3 separate regions of the Mus musculus genome follow, and regions 1 and 3 are each linked to region 2. Evidence: chromatin loops called from intact Hi-C (ENCODE). Cell type or tissue: left cerebral cortex. All regions are shown on one strand.

Region 1 (8,000 bases), 500 kb before region 2:
GATCCCCACACCTCCCCAGCCTTCTGCACTGCCATCAATACCTGCGTCTAGCAGAATAAGACCCTCCTCTTTCTAAAGATGTATCTTCAGGCTCTCCTCGGCTCAGCGAGACAGCTGTGCTGTACTTCCAGCGATTGCCGATTGTAATACGAGTCTATTTTTCTGCTGTCTTGGGTAATTTCAGAACGCCTCTACTTGTAGTTACTTACTTCTCTGCCCATTTCTTGGCGCCCACGCTGTCTGCTGCTTTAGATATAAGGCAGTGAGCTTAACAAATACATTCCCTGCTCCGCCCCCATTCCCTGCTCCACCCTCATTGCGTTCTACCAGCCCCGGGGAAACAATACCTTTGGTATACAGGCATGGGTGTGAGGCATGGAGAAGGTTGGTCATTTACTCAGAGCCTGGCAGAGGCAGGATTTCACCCCAGGTGCCCCTAAACTGGAACTTAGAATAACTTGTTTCTAGTAGGGGCTTTGCATGCCACAGTTTATCCCTTGGCTTCTGTTCTCGGGACTGGGAATGTGTAAATCAGTATTTACAGAGGCTCTGAATATGCTCACTTCCTAGCAATATCTTTGTGCAGAGCTTTCAATCCCTTTGTAAAGAGGTCAGTGCGGATGGTGTATGCCTGTGCTGTGGGCTTTCATGGAGAGGAATATGCAGCTTGGGGCATATGCCTCTGGGGCACCGTGGCCGCTGGAGGGCAAATCTGGCTGCTGTTCATTGCAGTCTATCCCAAGCCTGATGGTGGTTCATGGACATGCTCAATGTGTGTCCATCTGATGGGGAGGGGGAGTTTCTTGGCCTGTGGGAACCCCCCCCCCACAGAGCTGCTTTGAGTCAAACAGACCTGGACTTGAATCAAACCTTACTACTTTCAGACGAAGGGTCCTTGGCATGGGGCTGTCTCCTTGACTTTCTGCAGCCAGACTCAAGGGCTGCCAGAATGAGAGATTATGCCAGTCACTGCTCGTGCTAAGCCAGCGGCTGGCTAACTGGTCCCTGGGCCAGATCTGACCCACTGGCTGCCTTTGTGTGTCTAGTAGTCTTTGAATACCGCGTGCTCATCTTTTCCCCTTGTCAGTGGCTGCATTTGTACTCTGATGGCACATTTTAGTTATGACAGAGAGCAGATGGCTCGCAAAGCCAAGAATATTTACTTCCTGTCCTTTTACAGCAAAAGGTTGCCACCTGCTGTGTTCAGCCCTGAGCAGATAGCAAGTGCAGCAGACATCACAATTACTGTCACTACCTATCACTTCCACCCTTGTGCTTCACTGGAGAGTCAGCCCAGAAGCCATGACCTTCTGGGCTTTGAGTCTTGGGAGGGACTTTTCAATTAGCTGGTATGTGAGTAACTCTTGTCCCTCGAGGGATGAAGGCTTATTTGGGCTCACAGTTTCAGGGCGTTGCAGGCCACTGTGGAAGAGGCGTTGGAGTTGGGAGTGCTTCAGTAAGTAGCAGGAGGTGGATGTCACATGGCCGCTGGACCAGGAACAGAAGGCACAGAAACAGGTATATCCTTAAGACCCTTCTCTGCCAGCCAGGTCTTACCTCATAAAGGCACCTCGACCTTCAAAATAGTACCAGAAGCTGGACTGAGTGTTCTTAACACAAACCTCTGGGGGACATTTCAGCTGTAACACCTGGTGACCGCCCCTGGGATTCCCAAGGGCCTGAAGGACTGGGTGGGATTTCTTCTTAGCCCTTCGCTTCTAGTCTGATGGTACCTCCAAGTTTCAGCTCTGACTTTTGGGATGGGACCTGCCTCTCTTCCACATCTGAAAAGCCACAGCTGGAAGTGACATTTGCTGTAATGTCATCCAGAAGAAGGGAAAACAATCCGCCTGTGAGTTTTCTTCCTGCTTGCGTAGATGTGACAGAGAGCATAGATGTGGAGATAGGAGCTCTGCGTTCAGGGACCCTGGGTTCCTCATAGTCCCGGCTACTTTCCTGGTTCAATCTGCCCCGCTTTTGAAGATTAAAAAAAGGGGAGGCATATTTTTCCTAACTAACTTCCTTTATAGGAGTGTAACCTTATTTTTGGATTATATATGCAATACATACAATTTTTGGAACATCAAAAGGAAGAGAACTGTAGCAGTCAGTCCAGATCTTAGCACCCGAGACAATCGCTATTGGCATCCCCAGCTCAATTCCTTCCAGATCCTAAGTGTGCACACATGTTTACATAATTGGAATCAAAATTTTAATGTAATCTTACTCCCCACATTTTTATGTATTATACTGTAACCCTTCCCTCCAGTGCTGAATGGTCTTCAAAATCTTAATCTTTGTGCCTGATCATATTCACCCACTCACCCATCCCCATATCCTTCAATCCAATACATATTTCTAGTGTTTCTTACATCCTAAACCCTGTGCTGGGTGCCAGGCATAAGGTAGGGAGCTGAGGTCCTCTGTCCCTTCACAGAGCTCACACACAGACTAGCAGGGCAGGTGACCAGAACAACACAGGCTGCACACTTGCTTGGCTCAAACTTCTTTAACAAAGCACCATAGATGTGGTAGCTTAAACAGCAGAGGTTTCTTTCTTCAGTTTTGGAGGGGAAAGTCAAGGTACTATACATTCAGCCCTCCGTGAGGCCCTCTCCCTAACCTGCAAATGATGGTGGTCAGCTCCTCACGAAGGGGGGGAGCGTGGGGGGGGGAGAGAGAGGGGCTGAATGACTCTGACATTTCTTCCTTTTCTTGCAAGATTAGTAACCATACAACATGGTCTATGTAACCTCATCTAAAACCAGTAACCTTTCAAAGGCTTTCCCTCCAAATACTGTCATGCTGCGGGTCAGGTTTCTTCCATAAAGATATGAGGTCGAAGGACGGGGACATTCAGTCCTTAACAAGGATCATGCATACTTGCTTTAATGTGAGGGAAAAAAAAGAAGCTAGGTGGGCAGGGCCTCATCACTGCTCTTGAAATGGTCAAGACAGAACAATTTTCAGAGCCAGCCAGCTTCTCTGTGAGGTCCCCTCTTTGGAGGAAGTTTGAGAAATCCTGATTGGCTAACTCTGTTTGGAATGGCTGAACACCTTCTGGGCCATATACCTGAATGAATGAAATAGAATAAAAGCATAGTGCTCATTGTTTTTCTGTTCCTGTGATCACATACCATGACCAGAGGCAACTTAAGAAAGAAAAGCATGTTTGGCTCACTGTTCCAGAGTGAGTCTATAATGGCAGGAAAGGCGAGCTAGCAGGAGCTGGAAGCTGGGGAGCTGCTTTTTGTCTGCACACAGGAGTCAGAGGGAAAGAGAATAGGACGTGGTTGGAGGTTACAAACCTTTAAAGTACACCCCAGTGACACACATCCTCTAGCAAGGCTGCGTCTCCTAGAGTTTCTGTAACATCCCCAAACAGTGCCACCTACTGGAGACAAAGTATTGAAACACATGCCTGTGGGGGACACTTCACTCCCATTTCAGCACACCCCGAGGAGGGAATCTGTGTCTACAGTCAGTGGTAGAACCGCAGACACTGCTGTGCAGTGATCACCACTGCCTTCCTAGCATGGAGCTCCTCCGGAGTAAAGCCAGGCACTGCAGACATGAAAGCCAGCAGGCTCTCTGGGCAATGGTGGGTGTATTTTTGAAACAGGAAGCGGTTTTCTCCAAGGAGAAAGCCCCCGCCCTAGATAAAGATGAATCTGAGGATAGGCGTGGCTGAGACATTATTTAGTCCTGGAGGTTCATGGGTGCTGCCGAGACGGCAGGGCTCCCGGCTGCCTCCTGAATGCTTTCCCATCATTTCCCAGTCAGGTGGGGTCAGAAGACTGTTGTGCGGAGATGGAATGTGTTGTGTCCCATGCCTTGTGAGGTGGGGAATGTGGAGCAGCCCACACATCACCCATGGAGTCTTTTCGGTGTCCTCCCAAGAAGCATTGTTCTGGGAGACAGACATCCGGCAGGGGGTGATCACACATTGAGTCTTGCAGGATACAGTTAACAGCAGAGTGAGACTCTGGGAGTTCTGTGGTCCAGTTAGCTCACAGGGCGCCCCCTAGTGGAAGCAGGTCCCCTTTGTTTGTTGGATGCCCATTAGACAGACTTGGTTAGGAACAACCCTGCGGGGGACTCAGGAGTACATGTGTCTGTGAACTTGCTGTGGGATGAATCTGTGAGTCACAGACTCCTCTCAGCAGGGGACAGATGGTCACAAAATCATGTGACATAGAAAGCCCAGTGTTGTAGTGTGTGTACACAACACAGGAAATGTTTCAGGAAATGTATGCATGTATGAACTGCTTTTTGGATTTTTATCTTTATCTAATTTGGGTAAGCACATAAAAGCACCAGACTGAATTTGCTGCTTAGTATGGACTACAGTGCTTTATTTAAAAAAAAAAAAAAAAAAAGCAAAGCAAAACTGGCTTTTCATTAGCAGAAGCCTGCAAGCGAGGCAGCAACTAACGGGGTTTGCATGTCCTGATCTTCGTCTGTAAAATGTGGGAATTATCACTGCCCTGTAGGGCCTGCTGCTAGGATTAAATTAGAGAGCACACATCCTTAACCTGCTGCCTGATACGTAGTAGGCACTCAATAAGTGGGAGCTATTATTTTTATTGATATAATAGCTAATTTTGATTCAGGGTTCAAAGTGCTTTGCATATATTAACTCTGTTAATTGATTTTCCACGCTCTGGTCTTTCATCAGAGGCAGAGCTGCCTCTGAGACTGTGCTTGGGCCTTGTTCATTACCTTGGGGGCAGCTGTGGTCTCCATGATGAACAGTCAGAAGAGGGTTTTATAATCAGATGAGGATATCACCTCGATGCAACCCCCATTCTAATCCCTAGAGGGGCATTGCTGTAAAATGACCCAAAGTTTTATTCTTCAGAGGGTCCTTTGCCCCAGTTAGAGGGAGACTTCTTATTCCGTATGGGCACGATGCTCAAAAGATTGCTATTGATGTAGGTCTTATACCATGGGCTCCCTGGTGGGTCTGATTTATTTAGACATCCTTTGAGGCGAGCTAGCTGTGATAGACAATTTTTAGCCTTCATCCCAGAGATGTTGCCTTAAGTATCTGTCCTCTGTTCCATCCTGAAGCCTTTGTGATGAGTTTATACTCCCTAAACTATCCAAAACGCGGCTATTAAATTGGAGTTCAGGGTACCAGGAGTCTTTATTTGATCTTGTAAGTTTTGAAAGTTTGTCCAGGAGGCATAGAAAAACCCTTCAAAGTTTCTAGTGTTTAATCTGTTTGAACAGAAGTCTTGGGAAAGGTTTAGCCAAGGAATATCAAACTCTGAGATAAACAGTTCGTCAGAAAACCAACAGAGACTACTTCTTAAACATACAGCCACCCAGAGTGTTCGCGTTTGGAAGCAGCAGCTGAATTTCCCTCGGAGGGATTTATTTCTTGATCACGGTTGGTGCAACAGTAATGTTCTCTGGGAGGATATTATCAGGAAGATTGTCTACCTTTCTGTCTGTCTGTCTGCCTATGTTTGTGGCATGAAAGTGACCAGAGTTAAGTAAACTGCAGTCCTGGGTCAGTGCATGTCCTCTTTGTTTCTGTGGCACGTATGAAGGATAGAGAGAGAGCTGATTTTTGGCCTTGGGAAAGTGAGTGGTCTCACTCAACTGTTGCTAGGTGATCTCTCTCATGGATACACAGTGTACAGCTGTATAATGTGATTTTCTTCCCTAGCTTGTGGGCCCAACTGGGTCACTTTCTGGTTTGTGGCAGAGTCTACAGAGCCAGGCACAATCTTTGGGAAGGAGACCAGACTTCCGGTGTCCCTATCAGAGGTGATAGTTCTGTTCATCTTAAAAATTCACATTTGGACCTCAATATGAAGTGAATCAAGCAATGATTTCCTGGCTCCCAGGAAGATCCGTAAGGTTCAGATGGAGTGGTACCTTGGGGTAATGATCATCCTACGTTCTATTGGAAGTTGGATTATCAGCAGAGCAAAGGAGAGGAGAGTGTAAGGGTTCCAATTATCCTATTATGAAAGAATAAGAAAAATTCCATTTTCTTCTAGCTTCACAAAGATTGTGTGACCTACATTAGTCTCCGGTGAAGAGGAGTCACTCTGACTTCCTCAAAGGAAATATTTGATCAGTCATGATAGCTAAGCCGTGGCATGCCCTAAAAATCGATGCATTGTCCCGTGTGCATGTTTTACATGACCCAGGGCCTCTGGACATTGTGACTCTCCTTTTACCCCCTTTCTTCTCTCACTCTTGCCTCACAGCCTATCCCAACACCATTTCTCTGTGCAGCTCGTTTTGAGTCTCTTATCCTACTAGTAGAGGTGGTTGTATTATTTTGCTTTCCATTGCTATGGCAAATGTCATGGTCAAAAGCAACGTGGAGAGGAAGGGGCTGGGTTTACCTCAAATCTTAACAGTCCATCCCTGAGGGAGGTCAAAGTAGGAGTTCAAGAGAGGAACGTCGAGGCGGGACCTGAAGCAGCACCGTGGAGGAGCGCTGTCTATTTTTGGTTTTGTGGCTTGCTCAGCCTGCTTTATTATACATCCCAGGACCACCTGCCTTGGGGTGGCCCTGTCCACATGGCTGGGCTCTCCCACACCAATCATCAATCAAGAAAAAAGTGTTTCACAGTCTTGCCTAGAGGCCAATCAAATGGAGGCATTTTCTCAATTGAGATTCTCTCTTTCCAGATAACCCTAGCCTGTGTCAAGTTGACAAAACCTAACCAAAACAAACACAACTGAGCCTCTGTCAACCTGACACACACAACTGTCACTGGCTTTTTTTAAAGGTTTATTTATTTATATATGTATGTATGTATGTATGTATTCAGGTACTTTGTATGTATGTATGTCTGCACACCAGACAACAACATCAGACAGGTGTGGGTTGCCATGTGGGTGCTGGGAGTTGAACTCGGGACCTTTGTAGAAGAGCAGTGAGTACTCTTAACCACTGAGCCATCTCTCCAGCCCCACAACTGTCACTGTCAATGATTGTGTATTTCCTTGCATCCCCATTGACCTTGACACACAATGGCTCCAGTGTTCTTCCCCAAATGCCCTGCCCTTAACAAAGAAGGCACCGGGGCTAATTCATTTGGTAGTAGTTTGTTAAGACAACATATTTTGTGTCCTCAGTACCTGGCTGATAATTAGAGATGATTGATTGTGATCAACTGAATGGATGGACTGAGTATAACAACCTTAGGATGTCTTTTCTTTGGATGCCACAGTCAGTGAGCAGTACCCTTGTTTCCACACTGAATTTATCCTCTGTTCAGTGAAACTTCCATCTGGGTGCTGGACCGGATAAGTAGAAGTCAGTTCTTTGTGTGGACGTCAGTGAAAGGGATACAAAGTTGGGTAAAGATATAGAAACAGATATAGAGATAGATGATATAGATTTAATTGATACATACATACATATATACATACACACACATACACACACTCACACAAGACAGAGTTAGGATGGCGATAGAGAGATAGATAGAGAGCATGCAGTAGAGAGAGGCTCTGTTAGTTATCAGGTTAGACCAGCAGTAGGTGAGGCTTTGTGGTCTTAGTAGCCATTCTGAACTCTGGTGGCTACTGTGGACAATGGCTGTCATAAAAGTGGAGGTTGGCCTGAGGTGGGATCCTGGACAGAGCCAGGCAGTACGAAGATGGTCCCCACACAGCTCTAAAGTAGTTTCAGTTGGAGGTACATGAAATCCATCTGCTGAGATGCATGGCGAAAAGGATGGCAGCGACCACAGGAGTGATGCTCTCTGCCACTGATGAGCCGCTGGGCAGACATCCATCCACTCCCTTTCAAATTTCCCACCAAGTTCCATAAATGTCCAGATGGCAATTGGCGAGTGAATAATTTATAATGACATCGTATGCATTATGCAGTGGAGATTTAAATTATAAATTGACCTCACTTGGCACTTCACCTTAGTTAATCAGTGGACTTTGTGTAGTGTTTGCCTTGACCGGCTAAACTGGTGTTGAGTGAGGGTCCGTCAAGAGAAATAGCATGCCACCTA
Region 2 (8,000 bases):
CACTGCAGAATATACTGCAAAGTTGCAGCCATTGAAGCAACAGGGCATAGGCACCAAAAGAGAGACAGGAGCAGGTGAGAAAGAACGGAGACTGCAGAAACCCACACATCCACAGACATTTCCCGGCAAAGAAACAAAAACACACATCGAAGAAAACAACGCCTTCAGGAAATGGTGCCGAGCGAACCGGATGCATGTGAAGACCACAGGCCCTTGACTCTTCTCCACTCCACATGAAGTCAACTCAAGCAGGATCAAAACCCAACCATCAGACAGGAAATTCCAAAACGATTTAAAGAAGACACGGGTGTGACGTTTATAAAAGATGCTCTAGGCTGTGGTCTCTAGGGAGAACCTCAAAAGGACTCGAGGAAAAAACTGAAAGTGAAACCTGACAGATACGAGGAACTAAAAGAGCCGTGGACTGAAAAGACAGCGATCAATGGCCTAACGAGACAGTCCACCACGGCATGGGAAGCTATTAGGCTGCTCTTAACCTGGCAGAGTGTTAAAAAATCTAGAATATTGAGAATTTGCAGGGTTTAGCAAGAAAAGAGCTTAGTAATCTAATTTTAAAATGAGATGACAGGAATAGATGTACCTCAAAAGAAGAAACTCAAACCGCCCATGAATGCACAGAAAAGATTCAGGGGCATTAACCATCTATTAGTGTTAGCCATCGCCCCAAGTCAAATGGCAATTACAAAAAATAACAAATCGATACATTCTAAGAAGGATGTGTAGAAAGGGAAATGTCGTGGCCAGTAATGGGAATAGGAATTAGGATGGCTGTTCCAGGGAGTGGCATAGGAGTTCTTCCAAACACTAGTAATAGATCTCCATAATAGATTAGCACAGATCACAATAGGTTTGTGCTTCAGCTACACCACTCATAGATACACACTTAAAGGCTATAAAATCACATACCGACGAGATAGCCACACACTCACAGTTATCGCCATACTCTGTAATAGCTGAATCAGCCTGGGTGGCCACCAGCACATGAGGAGGTAAAATACAGAGTCAAAAAGAATGAAATTCAGTCATCCCCAGCGCCATGGCCAGGAGTAGAACATATCATGTTACATGGAATAGGTAGCTCAGCCAGCACAGAAAGGCTGAAAGGTTCCTGTTCTCTTTCGCTTCCCGGGGTCAAAGAAAAAATGTCAACTGTTAACAGAATAGGAAAGGCAGAGGGGGAAGAAAGGTATGAAATGGAAGGTTGAATTTGATCACTGCATACTAGTTACACACATGTAAATATCACACCAAATCTCATTAATGTGTACAATTCAACATGTTAATTGATTTTTAAAAAGAAACAAGATTTCTAAGACTCTGGACACAAAGTCTCACACCAGTGTACTCTGTGAGTCCACACTCCCATGCCAGAAAAAGAGGAGGGTGGAGGATGATCACAGGGAGGAGGGTGGCAGGGAGGACCATCATAGGGAGGAGGGTGACAGGGAGAATTATCATAGGGAAAAGAGAGGCAGGAAGGACTGTCACAGGGAGGAGGGTGGCAGGGAGTACCATCACAGGGAGGAAGGTGGCAGGGAGGATCATCATAGGGAGGAGGGTGGCAGGGAGGACAGTCCCAGGAAGCTAAGAGGGTGAAGAGATTCTGAGGAGCTGTGGGCAGATGTGTGTTATTTACTTCTGTCAAAGACTGCTAGGCAGGCACTCAAGCATAATCTTATACACAATCAAGCACACACACACACACACACACACACACACACACACACAGAGAGAGAGAGAGACAAAGAGAGAGAGAGAGAGAGAGAGAGAGAGAGAGAGAGATGGGCACACAGGATGCACAGAGGTGGGCACACTGACCTAGAGCCACACACCCACTCTGCCCTCAAGGCCATGTTTATACAGAATGACACGAATGTGTCTGAAAAAAAATTAGATAGCATTTGAAATCACTCTGTACTTTGGGCTTCCCCAGACATTAGGTATCAGCTAACTTGTGCTGACTCTTGGCCCCAAATTGTCCACTGCTAGTCACAATTTAGCTGATTTGTCCCACCTATCCATATCAGTGCCATGTTGTCTAACTATAGCCTGGGCCTTGTGTTCTTCTGTTTTCCACACTACCCGTCTCCGGATTTTCAAGCCTTTAGCTTTAGACTGGCTGGCGTCTGTGGTTCCTTCCGGGCTCTGCTTCTTTGAAGAATTCTGGTAGATCACACATGGAGATTTAGGGAGGGTGTGAGTGAGAAGCGACCTGTTAATTGGCTTTTGAAGAATGACTAAGACCATGCTAGCTCCGAGGGTGGGAAAGTTAGCTCGGAGAAACGGTGAAGAACGGGTATAGCAGAGAGCTCCGTGGGGCCTGGAGAGCAGAATAGAGCAGCAGAGCGCAGAGAGCTCAGAGTCCACCTTGCAGGGAGGGCACCTTGTCCAGTCTGCGCTGCCGTGGCAGCTTGAGAAGCTGGGAAGTTCTTGGTGTCAGTAGACTCACTCCCTGGTTCCACACAGCATCTTCTGCTGCAAACCCCCGGGCGGGGGGAGGGGGGGATGTAACACTGTATCACACAGAAGACTGGGGACGGAGGGATTTTTCTCTCCCAGTCCCTTTGTATAACAGTATCAATCTACGCACAAGGGCAGGGCCGGCCTGTGTGAACTGAATACCTCCCACCAGGCCCCAGCTCTTAAAGTTCATGCCTGAGACTTGTCCAGCGCACAGATTTTGGAGGGGCCACTCACACGGCAGCAGAAGATGAGCGCTCCTGGGCCATAGCAGCAGCGCGGGTGTCAGGAAGCAGGGCGTGGCGCCTGTCAGGTAGCACCAGGAGAGGCTCGACTGTGAGGTCAGCATTGGACCAAAACACAAGGAAGGCCTTTGTTCTCCCACACGGAGCCACGAGTGCGTCTCGGGAAAGGGATGAGATGGGTTTAGTCCCATTCATTCATCCCGGATGCAGTAGCAGTAGAGGCTGAGGTGAGCATGGGAATTGAAGTGGTGCAGAGAACATCATTAAGGAAGCTATGGCCGTGGACCAGGCAGGGAGGGGCAACTTTAGAGAGCATAAGCAAGCCTTCTGCCTGAGCTAATGTGACCATACATCAACAGTTCCCACAGAACAAAGTGTACAAACGTGCAGAGCTTCTTCGTGACCTTTATCGACTCCTGGCTCTATTAAACTCTGAAAGGAAAATGTGAATTTGGCCTTATATCCATGGGAGTGAGTGTGACGTTAACATACCCACCTAAAACAATTCAATGTCTTTTTAAATCATGGCCCCACATTCATTTTAAAACACAATTGTTCACTTGTGTGGATAAATCATGCAGAAAGAAACCCAATGAGTCTCATTGGAAAAGCGCTCTGTACATGGGCTACTAGTTTAATATTCCTTCAGCGGACAGCCCCTGCCCCTAAGAGGAACCATCTCAAAACCTGACTGTGCCTGATTGTTTCTGAAGTAGAGTAAGGCCCACAGTGCCCCCTGCTGGCAACTTGGAGATATAGCTTCATTGAGAGCTTTTTTTGTTGTTAGTTTTTGACTAAATGAAATGGTTGTTAATGTTAGTTTTCTCTATATGGAGATTGAAATAAATGAATCGCTTGGGAGCAATGGTTGCTGTTGAAATGGGGGATCAAGAAGGAAGCTACTTTTGGTTGGACAACGTAAAGGAGACAGGTGAAGTATTAAGCAAAAGAAATGCAAAGGCTAAACTTGGTATCTAAAATTAGGTTGTGTCAACACAACATACACACACGAACACACAGGCACATACACTCACACACACACACATGCGCGCGCATGTGCACGCACACGACCCCAAAAACATCACATGCCTGTGCTCACCCAGGAGGCCTTTATAAGCACTGGATGTAACAACACAGCTGGAACATGTGCTGTTGGCAGAGGCTCGAGTTTCCTCATGTAAATGCTAAAATTCTCTTATGGGAGTGTATGTGGCATACATTGTACAGAGAGGATTGCTAGAAAATATCAAGAATTGTAAACAAGGTTACAGACCTTTGACCTAACATTCATCCTTTCAGAATCTATCCTAAGAGGTAGAGAACCAAAGTGTGTAAGTGGTGTGTATATAAAAGATTCTCAGGCTAAGTGGATGACTCAGTGACTAAGAGGGCTTGCAGAACAAACACAAGGACCTGAGTTCAAATCTTTCCTAAATAAAAACGAGGCATGGCTTCATGTGCCTGGTACCCCAGCACTGGGAAAACACTTAGGAGGATGACGGGAGTTTGCTGGCCAGCACACAGAGTCAAACCTCAGACTATAGGTTCTTTGGCGAGAAATCCTGTCTCAAAAGAACAAAGTGAAAAGTGACTGAAGGGATGCCAATGTCCTCTGCTGGCTTCCTTGTGCATGCCCGAGAGTGTGCACATGTATACACACATGCATACACCATACCTACAATGCAAAGGCACTCAGTAGCAAGAATGGAAGCTGTAAGTGATCCCAGTTGACCATCCCAACATAGAGAAAACACCTAAATTAAGTTGTTGCATCTATAATGGTGCTACTTAAAGACAAAGTTTCTAGAGGGTTCCAATTAGGTCAAAACATGTAGGATGTTAAAAGAAAAGGTCAGCCGGGTGTGGTGGTCCACGCCTTTAATCCCAGCACTCGGGAGGCAGAGGCAGGCAGATTTCTGAGTTCGAGGCCAGCCTGATCTACAAAGTGAGTTCCAGGACAGCCAAGGCTGTCCAGAGAAACCCTGTCTCGAAAATAAAAAACAAAAACAAAAAACAAAAAACAAACAACAACAGAAAGAAAGAAAGAAAGAAAGAAAGGAAGGAAGGAAGGAAGGAAGGAAGGAAGGAAGGAAGGAAGAAAGAAAGAAAGAAAGAAAGAAAGAAAGAAAGAAAGAAAGGAAGAAAGAAAGAAAAGGCCATATGTGCCAAATTTACTAGAGACCTGTGGAAACAAGGAGAAAAATCTTTGCAACCTTAGATAAAATATTTTAAAAAAGCAAATAATGTTCGATGGCAAGGAGGTGACTAAGCTACCTCAGTAAACTTCTGATAGAGATTAAGGTGTTTGAAGTCACTTTAAAATCTTTTAGAAGTCTTTTTTTTTTTAAACTTTTCAATGTGTGTATTATTTTATTTGGGGATGCTTACTCCAGAAAATGGTTGATTATGTACGCCCAAAATGAGAATAAGGATTGTCACCAACACACACTGGGAGCCAGGTTATTATCACTTAGTGATTATTGGTTGTGTCCTAGGTACCTTGGCAAGCACTCAGAGGCTAGCAAACACTGCTCAGCTCTCAAAGCACTGGCCAGCAGCTGTCATGATTAAATGAGGATGCTGACACCAGAAATGTCTGTGTGTGACTTCATTCCCCACAAACTGCCATGGGAAAGGTCAGAAACACCAAAGAGTCACCAATGAACACTTAAGAACCACCCACTCTGACAGCGACATCTGGGACACACTACAGGCATTCCATAACTCTCGAGCAAAACAAATTCATGAAATACTCTACAATGCTCCCAGCCTCAACAGTGGGGTCAGCCAGTCCCACTCACAAGGCTGCTGAAGTGGAAGAGAGGTCGGTGGAAAATGGAAAAGAAGTCTGGTGTTAGCCTGTTCTAATCCGACTGTACCAGCCACCAGACAGGAACTCAGTCAGTTACTCCCCATCTAATAAGGTTGGAAAATGAACAAGCCAGTTTCAAACAAGATATACACTTAGTAAGAGGTAGTGTTCTCTTTTTATCTTTAACTGACAAATAAGGTTGTGTGTACTAATCCCCTACACGTAACCTTTAAAATAAGTACACAGCACAGCCTGATGAAACCCAGCTCCCACTCTACAAAACAACTCACGTACTTGTCAGGTTTTTGTAATACAGAAATCTAAAACTACAGGCAATTTTCAGCGGAGGAGATGGCTTAGTAGGCAAACAAGCAAGGGGACCTAAGTTTAAATCCCCAGGACACATGTCAAAGCCGAGCACAGTGGCTCTCATCTACAATCCCAGAGAGACAGCTAGGCCCTGGCACTCGCTGGCCTTGGAGCTCCAGAATCACTGAGAGACCCTGATGAGTGATCGAGGAAGACGTGCCACAGTGACCTCTCACCTCCATACAGGCACACGCAAACATGACCCTGCACTCTTGCATGCACATGTGCACACATACCACGGACACCACCATACATACACACACAGTTAGCAACTTTCCAAAAGAACAATAGTCACTCTTGAGTGCATTTATGCTAGGTGAAGATTTATGTCTTTCAATCAACTGTATAGTTCCCCCCAAAGGTTATTCTTTAAAAGATTTTTGCAAAGCTTTCTGATGCCATGATCCCCACACACAAAAGGTTAAGTTGACCGCTAGATGGCGGTAGCATCAGGTTCCATTCAGTGAGCACCTAGGTAAGCCATGCTTATCTTCAAACTTCACAGCCCACTGACAGCAGCACAGGGAAGCACAACTCTACTCCATTTGGGGATGCCTCTAAAACCAAAGAACAAACTTCATGTGAGCTGCAACATTAGCAGTCCCCAAATTAGAAACAGCCAGTGGTCAGGGCTGGAAAGATGGCTCAAGGGTGAAGGTTACCAGGTGCTCTCACAGAGGACCCGGATCTGAGCCCCAGCATCCACATGGCATCTTATAACCATCTGAAAATTCCGAAAGGAATTCAATGCCTGCCTCTGGCCCCGTAGGCACACAGGTGGTGCACAGATATACATAGCCAAAATGCTCATATACAGAAGATAAAATTTAAAATACAGAGGAAATATCCTGTCATTACTTGACATGATCACAGGGGAGTGACTTGAACATTCCCTTCCTCTGCCACCCAGTTCAGTTACAAGACACCCAAACACCCAGCTTGTGGGAGCCTTCCTGTGGGAATCTGGTCTGGAAAAAAAAAAGTGGGGGTCATTATTTTCCTTGGAAAAGTTGTCACTGTATATGCGTATCAGCCACCAATCAGTCCCTAGCCCCAAGAGGTTTCCTTGATTAGAGGACTAGGGTGGCCAAACGACAGGAAGCAGTTCCTCCACCTCCCCAGGTTCCCAAATCACAGAAGAGGCAGCCAGCAGCACATTAGCTTCCTGCCCCCACATCAGGCATCACAGGGACTGCCGGGCCCCCAGCTCTTAAAAGAACGCCAGGCCCGAGTCATCAAACATGCCTAATTGTGTTGTTATTCCAGAAGCACAGCAAATTAGAACAATAAAAAGCAAAAATTAAAATCTCTTAAGTACTACTCAGAAGAAGAGAATTTCTTTTTGTCAGGTATGGTCTGACAAATTTATTTAATATAATCAGAATCCTAAAAGAAATGCTATTTGGTAGCTTGGTATTTCTACCTAATTGTAGCTTTTCAAGTCAAAACATTTACTTTCACGGTTTTTATGTTTGCAGTAATATAATAAATTAAGCCATCTCCCCCCACACACACACCAAGAAAACTGTGGAGTTTATTTTGTGTTAGCCAACTGCTCCTGAGCATGGAGCCTGCCCTGGGGTGGTTGATATGCCCGCCATGGAAGAAAATGGATTTTCCTTAGACTGTATCACCTGCAGAAGGCTTCTTGATGAGGGGGTGGGACTTTGGGTTCATTTCCATTCATTCTCTGTGCTGAGATTTTTGTCTGGTTTGAACTGGTGCCGGTCTTGTGCACCGCTGTCAATCTTTGTGAGTTTGTTACCTGCCCTGCTGTTTTCTTGGAGTCATCCACCATCCCAATAAAGAAATGAAAACTCAAATATCTTTCCGTGTCCACTAGAGGTCACAGTTTTCAGTTTCTCTCACCCTAGCCAAGGTCCTTAGAGGAGAACATTCAGAAACCAGATTAGCAGGCAAGGCACCAACCCAGTCACAAAACCTTTCAATCTGCCAAAACCTACCATCTGCCTTGCCTGCAAGAGGCGCTGGGGCAGTGATGTCACAGAACTTGTGGGAGTGGCCAACCAATGACTAATCTAATTCGAGGCCCATGTCACAAAAGGAAGCCCATGCCCCACACTGCCTGGATA
Region 3 (8,000 bases), 480 kb before region 2:
GATGGTTAACAGGCTGGTCATGTGACTCTCACTCTGAGCCAGGAAGACACTTCATCAGTGGGTGATCACAGTGTGATTGAGTGGGGATGCTCATGTGCTGCACCTGGAGGGAAGAGAGCAGGTTGTATAGACATGAGTCTCAATGTCTCAGAGAAGACATTGTCAGGATGGGGCTGGTTCAGCTGAGACCAAACATGAAGACGGCAAAGACTGGGAGGCCGTGAGTTCAGTCCCAGTGTTAGGTCCAGGCGGGAATGTATGCTTAAACTTAGAGGTGACTGCTCTAGTAGAGGAACTTTAGACCGTGACCAGAGCTCAAGTACTAGGCAGAAACATGGTCATCTGAGTGAGGTTTCAGGACTTCAGATTGGAAGCCTGGACTTTGCCCAGAAGTCTCAGGAACGCTGAGGGCTTCACAAAGGATTTGGTTTGAGAATATGATTGGACTGTAAACAATATGCTAGGCTAATATTCGAGGAGGGTTAGTGCAGGGGAGAGTGCCGGGTCTGGGACCCACCTTAGGAAGGTCAGCAGATGCACGAGAGACCTGTTTCACAGGAGAAGCTGAGAGAATCTGTAAATAGAGGATGAAAGGGTGAGTGCACTAGATGGGCGCATGACAGATGCCCAGCAGTGAGTCCTTCCCAGAGATGGTCCCTAGGGGCTGTGAGTATTTCTCAGTTCACCTCTGAACCTGCCATTGGCTTCTTTGGGACAGATCTGTGGTTGTGTTCAGAGCGGAGCACCCAGCGGGCACACAGCATTAGCTGGGATCTTCCTTTTGAGCTGTGACCCCTTTTCAGGAGATGTTGACCTTTTTCTTTAACTTAAGAAAATGGGTCTGAAAAGATGACCTAGTCGGCCATCACTGGAAAGAGAGGCCCATTGGTCAGGCAAACGTTATATGCCCCAGTACAGGGGAATGCCAGGGCCAAAAAAATGGGAATGGGTGGGTAGGGGAGTGGGGGGGGGAGGGGGGACTTTTGGGATAGCATTGGAAATGTAATTGAAGAAAATATGTAATAAAAAAAGAAATATATATATATATATAGATAGATAGATAGATAGATAGATAGATTTGTGTTTGGGATGGGAACTTTTTCCAGTGGTATTTTGCAGTAAATACTCTTTTAATGTCACCATTTACTTTCTATCCTGTTTATGGACTGCATCCAATGTATCATTTACCTGGAATTGATACTGAACACGAAGGGATTTTATAAGAATAAAAATTATCATTATTTTTAAAAAAGTAAAAAAAAAAAAAAAAAGAAAGAAAGTGGGTCTGGGAGAATTTGCTGGAAAAGCTATGTTTCCTGATTTAGTTCCCTTCATTTGAGTGATAATTTCTGTTTGTGCGTTGTCGTAGCTTCGCTGTTCAGGCAGACTTTTCCTACCCAGCATCTCATTTGCATTCCTTCCAAACTGGATGGCTGAGAAAAGGCTGTGTGCATCCCTTCCTCAGTGTTAATCAAGGGTTGATTATCTGCATCCCTTTCTTCTCCCCAATGGCTTCCTGCCTTTGACTGGGGACTTGGAGCTAGAAACAGGGCCTGAATCAGATGGCGCAGCTCTGGAAAAATACGTACTCTCGATTGGGGCGTGCCACTCCAGACCAGGTGGGGCTCTAGCAGAAGAGGTGAACAAGCTTCTGATGGCTTTGGGGATCATGGCTCCCTGGTCTGGGAGAGGACCACAGGGTTGCCATACTCTTAGACTCCAGGGCTCATTCTTTCCAACCACTCCAGGATGCTTTAGCAGAGAAAGCCAAAAGGAATTTAGCGTAAGTGGAAGGGAAGGCTCGGTGCTCCTGAAGTTGCTGAGAGCCGGCAGACAGGAAAGCAGGGGTGTGTGTGGCGTGGGTGAGCATTTGAACCTGTTACCTTGAAGTCTATATCATATAGACCCTGAAAGCCAGACAGGCTGGGCAGGCGGAAGCTCTTAGTGAGGAATACAGCCTAGGAGGGCGCCTGCAACATCAGCGCCACTGAGGTTGGTCTGCCCCACAGCCTTTCCACAGCCTGAGTCTGAGGTCAGGCTCCTACCCGGCAAAGAGGCAAACAGATTAAGGTACTGTATGGGAGCCCGGCTTCTCAGCTGTCCTGTATAGCAGCCTTAACTAGGAATTGGCTCAATATTTCTGAGTTCTGCTCCCCTTGCCCCAGATTTGGATTAGGGTCTGGAATGAGGTCAAGTTGATTCTTTCAGGGTCTACATTCTAGGATAGTTGGAAACAGGGACAGAATTTAAGAGCCTCTTGGCTAGGGGTGTGTGTGTGTGGGGGGGGTGTGCCACCTGTTCTAGGAGCATTATTATCGGGACTTGCCAGACTCTGGGCCTGTATTTAAATTTATTTTGAGATTCTATTTTTTTTGTTATTATTATTTTATATGGATGTTTTGCCTGTATGTATATCTGTGTAATACATACATGCAGTACTTGTAGAAGCCAGAAGAGGGTGCCAGGTACCCTGAGACTGGAGTTACAGACAGCTGTAAGCTGTCACTTGGGTGCTGGGAATCGAACTCTGGTCTTCTAGAAGAGTAGTCAACGCTCTTAACTGCTGAGCCATCTGCCTGGACACAGGGCCTGTGCTTTAGAGGCCAAACTCCAGGCAAACCTTGAGATAAGACCAGCTGGTTGTACTAGGCTGTAGAATGCAGGCTATGTATCCCTCTGTGTGGATTATAGGTACAAAGACAAAGCATCAGGGACAGTATACAAAGGAAGATGCAAGCTCTGCCTTTAATGGAGGGGCCTGGGAGTGGGCACAGCTTGACTAGGTTGTGATCCTTAGAAACCAGCTGAGTCCCTGGATGGTCACTTCCTTTGTTGAGCTGAGGCTGTGTGACTGTGTGGCTTCCATTTTCAGCTCTGAAGGCATGCGGCAAGCAGAGGGGGCTTTTGTGAACTGGTAACCCCCAGCGATTTGACTGCCATGTCTGTCAAATACTGGTAGATACAGTGTTTCTTCAGGTTCTGTACTGAAACAAACCCTGCATTCATTTAATTTGTCTTTGTGGGAAAAGAAAGCATACCTAGTTCTTCCAGACTTTGAGAACGTTTTAGAAAACTTTTGTTACCCAAGCCAGCAGCACTGCTGCCTAGTGGCAGCTTTCGGAATTGCAAGTCAGTGCTTGAGGAAATAGCAAACATACACTTTGAAGTGACTTGAGGGAAAGGGGTGTGTGTGTCTGTGTGTGTGTGTCTGTGTGTTTATTTCAAGGCAGCATCACACACCTGAACAACTGAAACAGACCTCTTTGGGTAGATTTATAATATGTGTATTTAAACTTTTATGCCAGCTAGTGTTATTTGAAACCACTCTTCTGAGCAGACCCACAGCCTGGGCACTGTGGATATTCTGGACCGTCCTTGTGTGGACAGCCGTGCAGGGGCACCTGACCCCCACACTAGATGTTGACAACCCTTCTTTCTCCTTGCTTGTGATGATCAGAATATCTCCAGACATTGCCATCACCCCTGGGAGGCAAAACCACCCTTGTTAGAGATGCTGTGCTAGCTAGTGCACATTGTGAGCCTCCGGCCCGCTTCTGTGACAGTGTGTGACATTGGGTCACTGTGAGCTAAGATGTGACAACCGTCTTCACAGCAGGATAGCTGTTGCCGTGGTGGAGAGACTTCTGACTTGGAAGTAGACAAAAACGTTCAGGTTTTGATTTTTTTTCAAATGTCTAGTTGAAGCAGTAATGGCTGGATTGGCGTTCACAGCTCCGTGCTTGGGTTGGGCATCCCCACTAGGGCCACTGTGGACCTTCCTCGTGTAGACAAGACAGGTGTAGACTGCAGGAGCCTCTGAAAATGTGGCAATGAGGGGATGTGTGACATCTTTTCTCTCAGAGACTCTGAAGTAAGCAAACCCCATACACGTTTGTAGCTTGGGGGAAGGGCTGTTAATTGCGTGAAATAAGCTTCCACACAGCAAGTTCAGATCCCAAAAAGGCCGAGATGAGATTTGCTGAGGGGAAGAAAAGTCTCTGGGAAATCCTGTGGCTTCCAGCCTGTTTGGGTGAACATTGCTGAACCTGTTATAGAAGGCAGAACTGAACTCTCCTTTGTGATACAAGGTCCAGCTCTCCCATGTGACTGCAGTTATCCCTGCCCTACCCACTGCTTGGCTTCCCTCGGTTTCAGCTAGCTTTGGTTACCCATGGCTGGCAGACAGTAAAGGAAAACATTTAAACATCATTCATGGATTTTATCTGTGTGCTTTCCGGGGAGTGTGATGACTTAGCTCGCCGTTGTTCTTGGGATGGAAGTCATCTCTTTGGTATTTCCACGCTGCATACACTACCTGCCTGTTGGTCATATAGACAGCTTGCTTAAGCCACTGTGTGCTCATTAAGTATATTATCCTACGTGACCATGTGTAATAGTGAATGGTGGGTATAGTACAGTACAATATTCTCAGAGAGGTATAGAAGGAGACAGGAAAGCAAAGGCAGACAGCCCACATCCACGTAACTTTCATTACAGTACATCACTGTCCTGCTTTAATGTAATCTACTGCACTGTATATAAACTGAACAATGAAGTTTGTTATAGATATATACACAAAGAAGGAAACAATATAGACAGTCCATAATTTCTGCTGTCCCCTGGGGGCCTTGGAATATGTTGAGTGAAGACAAGGGACGTCCTGTGCTTGCATTAACTCTTTCACTAAAGGTGATGTGTGCTTCTAGCTGTGAGGCCACCTCTTTGCCCCCAGGGAATGACTCTTGCTTTGTAAAGTGGGGGACTAGGGCTGACACCAAAAAGTCCTGTTCTCAATGCTCCTGACTGGTGTGGGAGTTTATGGGTGGGCTAAGTGCCTGGCATGTCCAGTGATTACAATGAGCTATGTTAGAGACAGCAGAATGGCCGTGAGCTGGAAATAACCCAGAGAAAGCCCTGCCTTTACGGGGCTTCATCTCCTCCACTGCTGAATAGGCGTGTTGACTTTTAGTCTCTCCAATGCACTGGCAGTAGCCATTGGATGAGTTTTCTACTGCTCTGTGTGAGACTTGGGCAACAGGGTACAGAGCAGACAGACGGAGGAAATGCTTTATACTTTTGAGCTGTTCAATTTCCCTTCCAAAGACCTGCAGGCACCGAGTCATGGACACTAGTCAGTGTAAAGCCAGTCCTCTCCCCTTACCAACCAGTGCCCCTAAAACTCCCTGTGGTGCCCACAGAGTTGGGCAGCCATTGGGATATTCTTGCACCTGCACAAAGCCACCACCACCAGTCCTCAGGTGTATCTAGTATTAGTCATTATTAGTGTATTAGTTCAGCTCATTTCTTGAAATTCAATTTTGCAGGGAGGGGACTCCTCACCTCTATCTTCTCACCTACCTATCTGTCATCTATCTATTTGTGGCTGTCCAGCATCCAAGGGTGAACTGGGTTTACCTGAAAGGGGGCTGGAAATAAGGCAAGGGGGTGAGAGAAGGATGAAGCCAAGACAAAGGTTCTGATCAAGGCTCAAAGTTGAATAATAAGCTTTGCCTATATAAGAAAAATAAAACCCACAAAACCCACCCCCTTCTTCAGCTGGAGTATGTTGTAGCGGCAAGGTCATTCAGGTAGCCAAAACATCAAAGTTCTCAGGGGAACCTGTAACTGCAGCCAAGACAGATGTCTTGATCCAGGTTGATAAGACTTGTCATGATGAATGTTCAAGGTCTGCTTGGCCTGCTCAAGGTAGGGGAAGGCCTACTCAAAGCTGAGAAGGCTACATCTGTCTGTCTGTCTGTCCGTCCGTCCATCCATCCACTTACCTACCCTGTCTGTCTATTCATGCATCCATGCATCCATCCATCCACCTACCTACCCTGTCTATCTGTCCATCTATCATCTATCCATCCATCCATCCATCCATCCATCCATCCATCCATCTATCATCTCTACCTATCTACCTACCTATTCACCTACATATCTATCTGTCTGTCTGTCCATCTATCCATCCATCCATCCATCCATCCATCCATCCATCCATCCACGCACGCACCCACCCACCCACCCACCTACTTACCCTGTCCATCTGTTGTCTGTCTATCTATCTATCTCTATGTACCTACCCACCCACCTACCTATCTACCCATCTACCTATCTACCTACCTATCGATCTACCATCTATCTCTACACTAAATTCCTGAGAGGGTCAGGCAGGAACAAAGTGAAGCAAAGGGCACAGAACTTGGAGCCTGGAGCTGACGGAGCAGGACAGTTCTGGAAAGTGCTCTGTCTCCCCACCTCACCCCTGCCTCCTTCCTTAGCCACAGCCATTTTCCAATCCAGTCCCTCTCCCATTGGAGCCTGGAGCCCTAACCACATTCCTTCACTATAAGTACTCTGCAAAGACTCCATTCCCTTCCAGAAGCTCCTGCCTTTCATTCTCCACCATCAGTGTTTCCGCCCGCCTGTCGATATCGATTGGAAATCCACCTTATCTGGTCCTGACTGGGTAAGAGGGAAGTCAAGCAATGTCCCTGGGGTTACAGTTACTACCTCTTTCATTGGACAGGATAGAGATTGGCTGGGCTAACAAATGAATTTTTTATTTGTATTTTGAATTATTCATGGTGATCAATTCCACAGGGTGAGCTGAAAGAAGTGCCCAGGACAAGATATATATATTTTAGTGATGTAGGTATAAAATGCCTCTTAGAGTCTTCATTTTATTTTTTCCCATGTAAAGAAATGCTTGTTACAAAACTATTCATTATCACGCTGGGAAGAGGACATTCTTCAGTTAGGAGTGGTGAGGAGACACTGGACTTCCATGTCTGTAGCAGGCTTACCTCTGCTATTATCTCAAACTGAAGTGTTTGTGCAGAGCACTCCCTGCGGAGTCCTGCCCCTCACAGTGTCTGACGTTTAAGTCTGGTGATATGCACTGTTGTAGGGACAGCTCTGTATGACCTCCTGTGGGCCAGTCACTTAGAATGGCTCACGGTGCAAAGAATCCCAGAGGTCCTCTGGTGAACAGTCCAAGTGAGGCACCAGTTTTACAACCATCAACTCCCTGCTAGTTTAGCTGGTAAGTGTTTGGTTTTCTTTTTGTGGAACATTTGTGGAATTGTTGGCCCATACAATGATTTTTTTTTCTCCTGAGATTGGCTGTTATTGTGACATGGCAAGCAGGGAATTTTTACAAACTCAGTAGGTTCTGGCAGTGGACATAGGGAGGTGGAGTCTCCACTCTCACCAGGAGGGCCTGGGTTGTGTCTGGCATGTTCAGGATATAGTTTTCTGTCTGTCACCCTGTCTGGCATCAGTAAAAATCAATGGAACAAGAGGGCAAGAGGAGGTTTGTTCTGTTCGTGATTGTTCTGTATAATCCTTAGTTCACACATCCTCTTTGTTAGCAGGTACAACTTCAAAAGCCAGACGTTTCCGTTTTCTCCTTTGTTGGCTACAATTGTTTCCAAGCTAGGGACATGATCCACTCTCCTGACCCCCTAGCATCTCTCCCAGCAGTCAGTGTTCCGGTTCCCTTTGTTTGGGGAGCACCTGCTCCCTTGCTGGATGCTCTTCATACTTAGGATAAGGAAAGGCCCTGAGAATAGGTTTTACTGAGTCAGAGGCCTCAACACACAGTTCTACCTCTGCCTGTCTGCCAGGCACCATGAGCAAGCACACTCATCTTGTTTCTGAGACATGCCTTGCATATGCATAGGACATGGCTTGACATTGTACCCCTCAGAAGGAGACCATAGCCTGGGTGGTGCAGAAAATGTGGGCAGAGACTGTTAAGAGCTCCCGAGTATAGTGTTGTATGCTAACTGGGAAGAATTACGAAGTGTCTGAAGTCTTGGCTTGTAATACTGCACATGAGTGAGGGGTGGGGAGGGTCCTCATTAGATCTGAATCTCCTGTTATCAGCCCAGGGATCCACAGTGTCACGGCCCATCTGTACTTTAGTCTCCTTACCTGTGAAACTGCAGTGAAGGCCTGATGCCTGCCCAACTTCTTTATTTGGTAAGGGGTATAAC

The links. A loop is a pair of places that touch in the nucleus more often than their neighbours do. Peaks named below come from ENCODE experiments on the same cell type or tissue, not always from the same donor. Only the 100,000 strongest peaks of a DNase experiment are listed, where the experiment ranks them.
Region 1: it touches region 2 in a loop (3.0-fold over the local background); 3 of 42 quality-filtered maps call a loop at or near these places.
Region 3: a loop joins it to region 2, with 2.8 times the contacts of the local background. A loop is called at or near these places in 3 of 42 quality-filtered maps.

Annotation. Positions count from the first base shown.
Region 1 is chr13:57,775,419-57,783,418 of GRCm38, reverse strand. The region is part of intron 2 of Spock1 (sparc/osteonectin, cwcv and kazal-like domains proteoglycan 1); the gene reads left to right. Among named protein-coding and RNA genes, the nearest start is that of Spock1, 130 kb to the left of the region's middle. In left cerebral cortex, a CTCF peak has its summit at 4,007 (motif pointing left); DNase peaks (open chromatin) are centred at 250, 1,090 and 4,050.
Region 2 is chr13:57,277,126-57,285,125 of GRCm38, reverse strand. It overlaps 1700072F12Rik (a long non-coding RNA gene), which reads right to left and starts at 2,763. Exons shown (of 2, transcript XR_873502.1): 1 at 2,719-2,763; 2 at 1,860-2,496. It also overlaps the pseudogene Gm48176. In left cerebral cortex, CTCF peaks have their summits at 3,463 (motif pointing left), 6,320 (motif pointing right) and 7,748 (motif pointing right); DNase peaks (open chromatin) are centred at 2,234, 3,062, 3,441 and 7,796.
Region 3 is chr13:57,762,032-57,770,031 of GRCm38, reverse strand. The region is part of intron 2 of Spock1 (sparc/osteonectin, cwcv and kazal-like domains proteoglycan 1); the gene reads left to right. Among named protein-coding and RNA genes, the nearest start is that of Spock1, 140 kb to the left of the region's middle. In left cerebral cortex, CTCF peaks have their summits at 2,442 (motif pointing right) and 3,106; DNase peaks (open chromatin) are centred at 1,506, 3,113 and 7,734.